Regions from separate parts of the Homo sapiens genome. Here region 2 is linked to region 1. A link is an interaction called in ENCODE POLR2A ChIA-PET data of the cell type or tissue named here. Cell type or tissue: K562. All regions are shown on one strand. Each heading gives the region's core, and the rest is flanking DNA. Links, peaks and the distances in the headings are about the cores only.

What was found. ChIA-PET counts read pairs that join two places held together with the same protein. Peaks named below come from ENCODE experiments on the same cell type or tissue, not always from the same donor. Only the 100,000 strongest peaks of a DNase experiment are listed, where the experiment ranks them.
Region 2: POLR2A ChIA-PET joins it to region 1 with 5 read pairs; 18 of 35 experiments call an interaction of 5 or more read pairs at or near these places.

Annotation. Positions count from the first base shown.
Region 1 is chr15:41,407,975-41,412,365 of GRCh38, reverse strand. No RefSeq gene overlaps it. Among named protein-coding and RNA genes, the nearest start is that of RTF1, 6.9 kb to the left of the region's middle. In K562, for the core only: no CTCF peak of the experiment used is centred there; a DNase peak (open chromatin) is centred at 2,505.
Region 2 is chr15:41,342,925-41,347,315 of GRCh38, reverse strand. All of the region lies in intron 2 of NUSAP1 (nucleolar and spindle associated protein 1), which reads right to left. Among named protein-coding and RNA genes, the nearest start is that of NUSAP1, 12 kb to the right of the region's middle. In K562, for the core only: no CTCF peak of the experiment used is centred there; no DNase peak of the experiment used is centred there.

The sequences.
Region 1 (4,391 bases), core at 185-4,184:
TTTATTTTTTGAGGCAGTTTTGCTCTTGTTGCCCAGGCTGGAGTGCAATGGCACGATCTCGGCTCACCACAACCTCTGCCTCCCAGGTTCAAGAAATTCTCCTGCCTCGGCCTCCCGAGTAGCTGGGATGACAGGCATGTGCCACTACACCCCGCTAATTTTGTATTTTTAGTAGAGATGGGATTTCTCCATGTTGGTCAGGCTGGTCTTAAACTCCTGACCTCAGGTGATCCACCCGCCTCAGCCTCCCAAAGTGCTGGGATTACAGGCGTGAGCCACCATGCCTGGCCAATTGTATTTATTTTTATTTTTTAAAGACAGGGTCTTGCTCTGTCCCCCAGACTGGAGTACAATGGCACCGTCATGGCTCACTGCAGCCTCAACCTCCTAGGCTCAAGCAGTCCTCCCACCTCAGCCTCCCGAGTAGCTGAGACTACAGCGCACCACCACACTCAGCTAATTTTTGTATTTTTTTTGCAGAGACAGGGTCTCCCTGTGTTGCCCAGGCTGGTCTCGAACTCGTGGCTCAAGCAGTCCTCCCACCTCAACATCCCAAAGTGTTTGGATTACAGACGTGAGCCCCTGTGCCTGGATTTAAATAATGTACTTTTTTTTTTTTTTAAATAATGTACTATTATGGTTTTTGTTTTGTTTTGTTTGAAACAGAGTCTTGTTCCATTGCCCGGGCTGGAATACAGTGACAGGATCATGGCTCACAGAGCAGCTGGGACAACAGGCACTCCACCATGCCCGGCTAATTTTTAAATATTTCTGTAGAGACAAGGTCTCACCATGGTGCCTACATTGGTCTTGAGCTCCTGGGCTTAAGTGATCCTCTTGCCTTGGAATTCCAAAGTGCTGGGATTAAAGACATGAGCCAACATGCCCAGCCAAATTTATTTTTTAGAATACAAAATAAGAAATCCAAATCCAGAAGTATATAAAATAAAAAGGAGGTCCTCACCCTCATCCCTCTTCTCTCCCAATCTCATTCTCCAGGAAAAACTCCTATGACTAGTTTAGTATGTATTGTTCCAGACCTCTTAGGGAATACATGTAAACACACCCCAAAACAGGATCATGCAACATGTGTTATCCTATAATGTGGTTTCTCCCTGCAGCGTTAGACTGGTTTGAGTGCCACGCCAAGGTGGCACCAGGGAGTGTCAGAAAATGCTTTGTATATCCATGAGGTAATGTCTACCACCAGAGGCCTGAGTTCCATGACTAAAATACACATGGTGAGTATATATTAAATGGGAATCCTTGGCTTCTTTGTATTTAATTGTTTCCTCCTGGTAAGTGAGAACTAATTTTTTTTTCCTATGCAAGTGTCCATCATCTCAAAGTTTTGTTTTGTTTTGAGACTGAGTCTCACTCTGTCACTCAGGCTGCAATGCAGTGGCACAATCACAGCTCACTGCAGCCTCAACCTCCCAGGCCCCAGCGATCTCCCAACTCAGCCTCCCAAGTAGCTGGGACCAGAGAAATGCACCACCACACCTGGCTAATTTTTCTTTATTTTTGTAGAGATGAGGTCTCCATATGTTGCCCAGGCTGATCCCAAACTCCTGAGCTTAAGTGATCCTCCCACCTTGGCCTCCCAAAGTGTTGGGCAGGCATGAACCACTGTGCTGAGCTGGGAACTAATTTTAAGATGCTGTAAGGTCAGCCCTCTCTCTGGCCTCTCTCAGGATAGCTCTGTAGTTCATAACCTTTTGTTCCTACCTCAGCACATGTAACAGAGGCTGTCTTTTATTGGATATACACATATCCTGAAGTGTACACTGTACTCAAAAACAGCTTTCAGAAAAGCATATCACAATACCAAGGAGTGAAAGGGATGTTACCATAGGAACAATCTTATATCTTTAAAGTTATTTGTATTTTTGTGTTAATTAATTTGTATTATTATTATATTTTTAGAAATGGGGTTCTGCTCTGTCACCCAGGCTAGATTTGAACTCCTGGGCTCAAGCTATCCTCCTACCTCAGCTAAAATTATTATTATTATTATTTATTTATTTATTTTTGAGAAGGAGTCTTGCTCTGTCGCCCAGGCTGGAATGCAGTGGCGCAATCTCCGCTCACTGCAAGCTCTGCCCCGCTGGGTTCACGCCACTCTCCTGCCTCAGCCTCCCGAGTAGCTGGGACTACAGGCACCCACCACCATGCCCGGCTAATTTTTTTGTATTTTTAGTAGAGACAGGGTTTCACCGTGTTGGCCAGGATGGTCTCAATCTCTTGACCTCGTGAACCACCTGCCTTGGTCTCCCAAAGTGCTGGGATTACAGGGGTGAGCCACCGCGCCCGGCCAGAATCTGCATTTTTAACAGATGCCTAGAGTGATTTCCTTGTAAGTTATGAGAGGGACTCATTTTGAAAAACACTGGACACAGAGAGAGAAGCCTAAAAATCATGTAAAGAGTTCAGGATCAGAGATTCTTTTCTGTCTCTACATTTCCTGAAAAAGTCTGCATGCATGTGATAACAAGGTATTTCAAAAGCCTAAGCTAGGGTGACCTCAGAGAATGACTTGGCAAGATGCAAAATGCAGAAGAAAGTAGCCTTCTATAAATCAGTGATAAATTCCTCTATCAATATAGAGGAGTTTTCAGAAGGTCCCAAATCATTGATCTACTCAATTTACAAATATTTATTAAGCGCCTACTTTGTTGCAGGCATGGATGAGCATTCCCTTCTGTCTAAAGCTCCTTCTATGTCCTATGTTTTGTTACTTCTGTTTCTCAGAAGCATCACTCTATTGATTATTGTTATTGCTCTTATTTTCTGTGCCTTCAGTCTCTCTCAGCTGGCTCCTTTTTTTTTTTTTTTTTTTTTTTTTGAGACAGAGTCTCACTCTGTTGCCCAGGCTGGAGTGCAGTGGCAGGATCCCAGCTCACTGCAACCTTCGCCTCCCAGGTTCAAGCGATTCTCCTGCCTCAGCCTCCTGAGTAGCTGGGATTACAGGTGCCCTGGCTCCTTTTTAACATATCTCTTTCATATAAAAAGAAAAAATGTGGGCCGGGCAAGGTGGTTTATGCCTGTAATCCCAGCACTTTGGGAGGCCAAGGCAGGCGGATCACCTGAGGTCGGGAGTTCGAGACCAGCCTGACCAACATGGAGAAACCCCGTCTCTAATAAAAATACAAAATTAACCGGGCGTGGTGGTGCATGCCTGTAATCCCAGCTACTCAGAGGCTGAGGCAGGAGAATCGTTTGAACCCGGGAGGCAGAGGTTGCGGTGAGCTGAGATTGTGCCATTGCACTCCAGCCTGGGCGACAAAAGCGAAACTCCATCTCAAAAAAAAATAAAATAAAATAAAAATAAAAAAAAGTAAAAATGTCAGTCGGGCGCGGTGGCTCACACCTGTAATCCCAGCACTTTGGGAGACCGGGCGGGTGGATCACAAGGTCAAGAGATCGAGACCATCCTGACCAACATGGTGCAACCCCGTCTCTACTAAAACTACAAAAATTAGCCAGGCATGGTGGCACGTGCCTGTAATCCCAGCTGCTCAAGAGGCTGAGGCAGGAGAATCACTTGAACCTGGGAGGCGGCGGTTGCAGTGAGCGGAAATCACACCACTGCACTCCAGCCTGGGTGACAGCGAGACTCCGTCTCAAGAAAAATAAAATATATATTTAAAAAAAAATAAGCCTCTTGCATGCTGACTTCATGTTCTGTTTTCTTCCTCCACAGCCGTATCAGTTAGGATGCCTTTGGCTACAAGTAACAGAAAACTCAACACAAGCTAGTTTAAACAACATAATCTTGGCTCACGTGACTGAAAAGTCCAGAAGCAGGTCTGGCCTCAGGGAATGCCTGATTCAGCAGCACAGATGGTGTCAGAAGTCTGGCTTCTTTCTGTTCTTGGCTCTGCCTTAATCCTTGGTGTCCCAACTCACCCACAGGCAGGCAGCTCTAGGTTCTGTCCACATGGTTACAAAATAGCTCTCACTACATTACCCAGAGGAAGACAGAGGTCTCTTCCAGTAGCCTCCAAGGAAGAAGGAAGAAGCTGCTTGTTCCCAGAGGTCACTGGCCCTCCCTGGCACTACCTGAGTTAATTGTCAACTTCTGAGCCAATCCCTGGGGCCGGAGAGGTGAGATATGCTGATTGGATAAAACCAGTTAGTACAACCCTTAAGGATGGATTTAGAGTCAATCCCACCCAAATCAAGCGATTCTCCTGCCTCAGCCTCCCAAGTAGCTGGGATTACACACATGCGCCCCCATGCCCGGCTAATTTTTGTATTAGTAGAAATGGGGTTTCTCCATGTTGGTCAGGCTGGTGTCGGACTCCTGACCTCCGGTGATTCATCTGCCTTGGCCTCCCAAAGTGCTGGGATTACAGGCATGATCCACTGCGTCAGGCCCATGGTAAGTC
Region 2 (4,391 bases), core at 302-4,301, 65 kb after region 1:
ACTGATTACAGGCAGTCTACCAGATGTCTATTTCACTATTAGTAGTCAGTCAATTTCACTATTATGGCCACAGGCCATCCCTTGATAGTCTATTTATTTGGCTTGAGGTTTAGTGAGGCCTATCATCAGTATTTTTTTTGTTTTGAGACAGAGTCTAGTTCTGTTGCCCAGGCTGGAGTGCAGTGCTATAATCTCGGCTCACTGCAATCTCCGCCTCCCAGGCTCAAGCAATTCTCCTGCCTCAGCCTTATGACTAGCTGGGATTACAGGTACATGCCACCATGCCCAGCTAATTTTTGTATTTTAGTAGAGACGGGATTTCACCATTTTGGCCAGGCTGGTCTCGAACTCCTGACCTCAGCTGATCCACCCACCTTGACCTCCCAAAGTGGTGGGATTACAGGCGTGAGCCACTGTGCCTGGCCATACATCAGTATTTATTTATTTATTTATTTATTTATTTATTTATTTATTTATTTATTTATTTTTGAGACGGGGTCTGGCTCTGTTGCCCAGGATGGAGTGCAATAGCACAATCTTGGCTCATTGCAACTTCTGGCTCCTGAGTTCAAGCGATTCTCCTGCCTCAGCCTCCCGAGTAGCTGGGACTACAGGTGCGTGCCACCACACCCGGCTAATTTTTGTATTTTTAGTAAAGATGGGGTTTCACCATTTTGGCCAGGATGGTTTTGATCTCTTGACCTCGTGATCCACCCACCTCGGCCTCCCAAAGTGCTGGGATTACAGGCCTGAGCCACCGCACCCAGCCATCCGTATTTTTAAAAAGTTCCCCAGCCTAGGCAACATAATGAGACCCCAGTCTCTACAAAAAAAATTTCTTAAAAAGTAACAAGGTGTAGTGAGTGTGCCTGCAGTTCCAGCTACTTATGAGGCTGAAGTGGGAGGACTGCTTGAGGTCAAGCCAAAAGCAAGCCATGATTATGCCACTGCACTCCAGCCTGGGTGATAGAGTGAGACCCCATCTCAAAAATAAATAATTAAGAAAAAATATATAAAAAAATATAAAATATATCTGTTGGGAATGAAAGAATAAAGCTTAAAGAATAGAAGGACTGGCTGGGTGTGGTGGCTCACGCCTATAATCCCAGGACTTTGGGAGGCCAAGGTGGGCACATCACTTGAGGTCAGGAGTTCAAGACCAGTCTGGCCAACATGGTAAAACCTCCACTCTACTAAAAACACAAAAATTAGCTGGGCATGGTGGTGTGCATCTGTAATCCCAGTTACTCAGGGCAAGACTCCATCTCAAAAAAAAAAAGAATAAAAGGCCTTAACCAGAGGTAAAATATTACAGAAGTGGAATAGTTCCAAGTGTTGTAAGGTCTAGGATATGCCCAGAGAAGTAGACGGTTGATAAAGAGCAAAAACAAAGATCACTAGCATTAAGGGACAAGGAGGCCACAGTAGTAAGAAGAGACATCCAGATGGACCTTTGAACTTGTCCAAAATAAGATGAAGACATGAGGAAATGATGACAATGAGACAGAGAACACTAGAGAGTAACTAGGAGCTCAGCAGATGGGAGATTAAAATAGGTAAGCATATGCGGTGGCTCACCCCTGGAATCCCAGCACTTTGGGAGGCCGAGGTGGGAGGATCACCTGAGGTTGGGAGTTTGAGACCAGCCTGACAAACATGTGAAACCCCGTCTCTACTAAAAATACACAATTATCCGGGTGTGGTGGCGCATGCCTGTAATCCCAGCTACTCAGGAGGCTGAGGCAGGAGAATCGCTTTAACTCAGGAGGTGGAGGTTGCGGTGAGCCGAGATCGTGTCATTGCACTCCAGCCTGGGCAGCAAGAGTGAAACTCAGAAAAAAAAAAAAGAAAGAAAAAAATAGGTGATCATAAATTTCAAAGGAGAAGAGATTTTTTTTCCCTTTATCTTTGGCCTTTTCAAGATGAGCTAAAAAAGGAGCAGGGGTTTTTACATGAGAATAGAAAAATGTGGATCCCACTTTCCAACTCCCTGATAGTCACGGAGAAGAAAGTAAAAGAGGAGAAACTGGCAGAGCGTCTGTAATCCCAGCACTTTGGGAGGCAGAGGTAGGCAAACTACTTGAGCCCAGGAGTTTGAGACCAGCCCGGGCAATATTGTGAAACCCCGTCTCTACTAAAAATACAAAAAATAGCCAGGAATGGTGATACAAGGCTGTAGTCCCAGCTACTCAGGGGAGTGAGGCAAGAGGATCACTTGAGCCTGGGGGGTCCAGGCTGCAGTGAGCCCTGATTGTACCACTGCACTCCAGCCTGGGTTAGAGTGAGACCCTGTCTCAAAAAAAAGTAAGAGAAATTGTTTCCATGTATTAGGTTGGTGCAAAAATAAGTGCGGTGGTTTTTTTTTCTTTTTTTCGGAGACGGAGTCTCATTCTGTTGCCTAGGCTGGAATGCAGCGGCGTAATCTTGGCTCACTGCGACATCTGAATCCCAGGTTCAAATAATTCTCCTGCCTCATCCTCTTGAGTAGCTGGGAGTACAGCTGTGTGCATCCATGCTCGGCTAATTTTTGTATTTTTAGTAGAGACGGTGTTTTGCCATGTTAGCCAGGCTGGTCTTGAACTCCTGACCTCAGGTGATCCACCCGCCTTGGCCTTCCGAAGTGCTGGTATTACAGACGTGAGCCACTGTGCCCAGCCTGGTTTTTGTCATTTTTTTTTGAGACGGAGTCTCGCTTTGTCGCCCAGGCTGGAGTGCAGTGGCATGATCTCGGCTCACTGCAAGCTCCGCCTCCTGGGTTCACTCCATTCTCCTGCCTCAGCTTCCCTAGTAGCTGGGACAACAGGCGCCCACCACCACGCCTGGTTAGTTTTTTGTATTTTTAGTAGAGACAGGGTTTCACCGTGTTAGCCAGGATGGTCTTGATCTCTTGACCTCATAATCCACCCGCCTCAGCCTCCCAAAGTGCTGGGATTACAGGTGTGAGCCACCGCGCCTGGCCTGGTTTTTGTCATTTTTTAAAGTAATGGCAAAAACCACAATTACATTTGCACCAACCTAGAAGCAGTACCTTTGAGTTACACATGTTGCTGGAATATAAAGAGACAATTTTTAGTTGTTGTTTCTTTTTTTTTTTTTTTTTTTGAGATGGAGTCTCATTCTGTCTCCCAGGGTGGAGTGCAATGGTTTGATCTCTGCTCACTACATCTGCCTCACGGATTCAAGTGATTCTCCTGCCTCAGCCTCCTGAGTAACTGGGACTGCAGGTGTACACCACCATGCCCAGCTAATTTTTGTATTTTAGTAGAGATGGGGTTTCACCATGTTGGCCAGGCTGGTCTCAAACTCCTGACCTCAAGTGATCCACCCACCTCGGCTTACCAAAGTGCTGGGATTACAGGTGTGAGCCACTGCGCCTGGCCTATAATTTTAATTTCAAATGGCACTACAATCATGTACCCTTAACCATAAAAAAGAAATTGATATAGAAACTTTTAAAGCTAGAATTCAAAAATAGTTCTTGTCTATTTTCAGTTAATTAAAGCCTGGAATCAAAAATAAATTTGACGCCAGGTGCGGTGGCTCACACCTGTAATCCCAGCACTTTGGGAGGCTGAGGCAGGTAGATCAACTGAGGTCAGGAGTTTGAGACCAGCCTGGCCAACATGGTGAAACCCCATCTCTACTAAAAATACAAGAAAATGGGCCGGGCATGGTGGCTCACCCCTGTAATCCCAGCACTTTGGGAGGCCGAGGTGGTGGGATCACCCGAGGTCGGGAGTTTGAGACCAGCCTGACCAACATGGAGAAACCCTGTGTCTACTAAAAATACAAAATTAGCTGGGTGTGGTGGTGCATGCCTGTAATCCCAGCTACTCAGGAGGCTGAGGCAGGAGAATTGCTTGACCCCAGGAGATGGAGGTTGCAGTGAGCTGAGAACACACCACTGCACTCCAGCCTGGATGACAGCAAGATTCTGTCTCAACAACTACAACAACAAAAAGAATAAAAGAATCTTGGCTCTAATGGGGCACTCATTCATCCGTTTAGGAGTCATGCCTTATCAAAAATCTTTGCTGTGGGTCTGAAGCGGCCATGACAACTCCCATCAGCCATCAGCAGTGTTTTATAGCTTACAAGTCACTTTCACAATCCCTACTTCATGTGATGCTCACAACACTCAGTTCAGCAGAACAGATATTATTTCCATTTTAAAGAAGAGGAGTTTGAGTTTTCTAATGTTGCAGAGAAATAAATGAGAGCTGGTACTTGACCAAGGTGTTTCTGATTTCAAATCCAGTTCCCTCTCTACTTAAATCATGCCATCTCTCGTAGTACTTGGCAACTAGTACTCAGCCTTTGTATCTGTGTAAAAACATGTTATTCAACAGATTACTTGGCGCAAAACAGTTTCACCATTCACAACAGCAGAT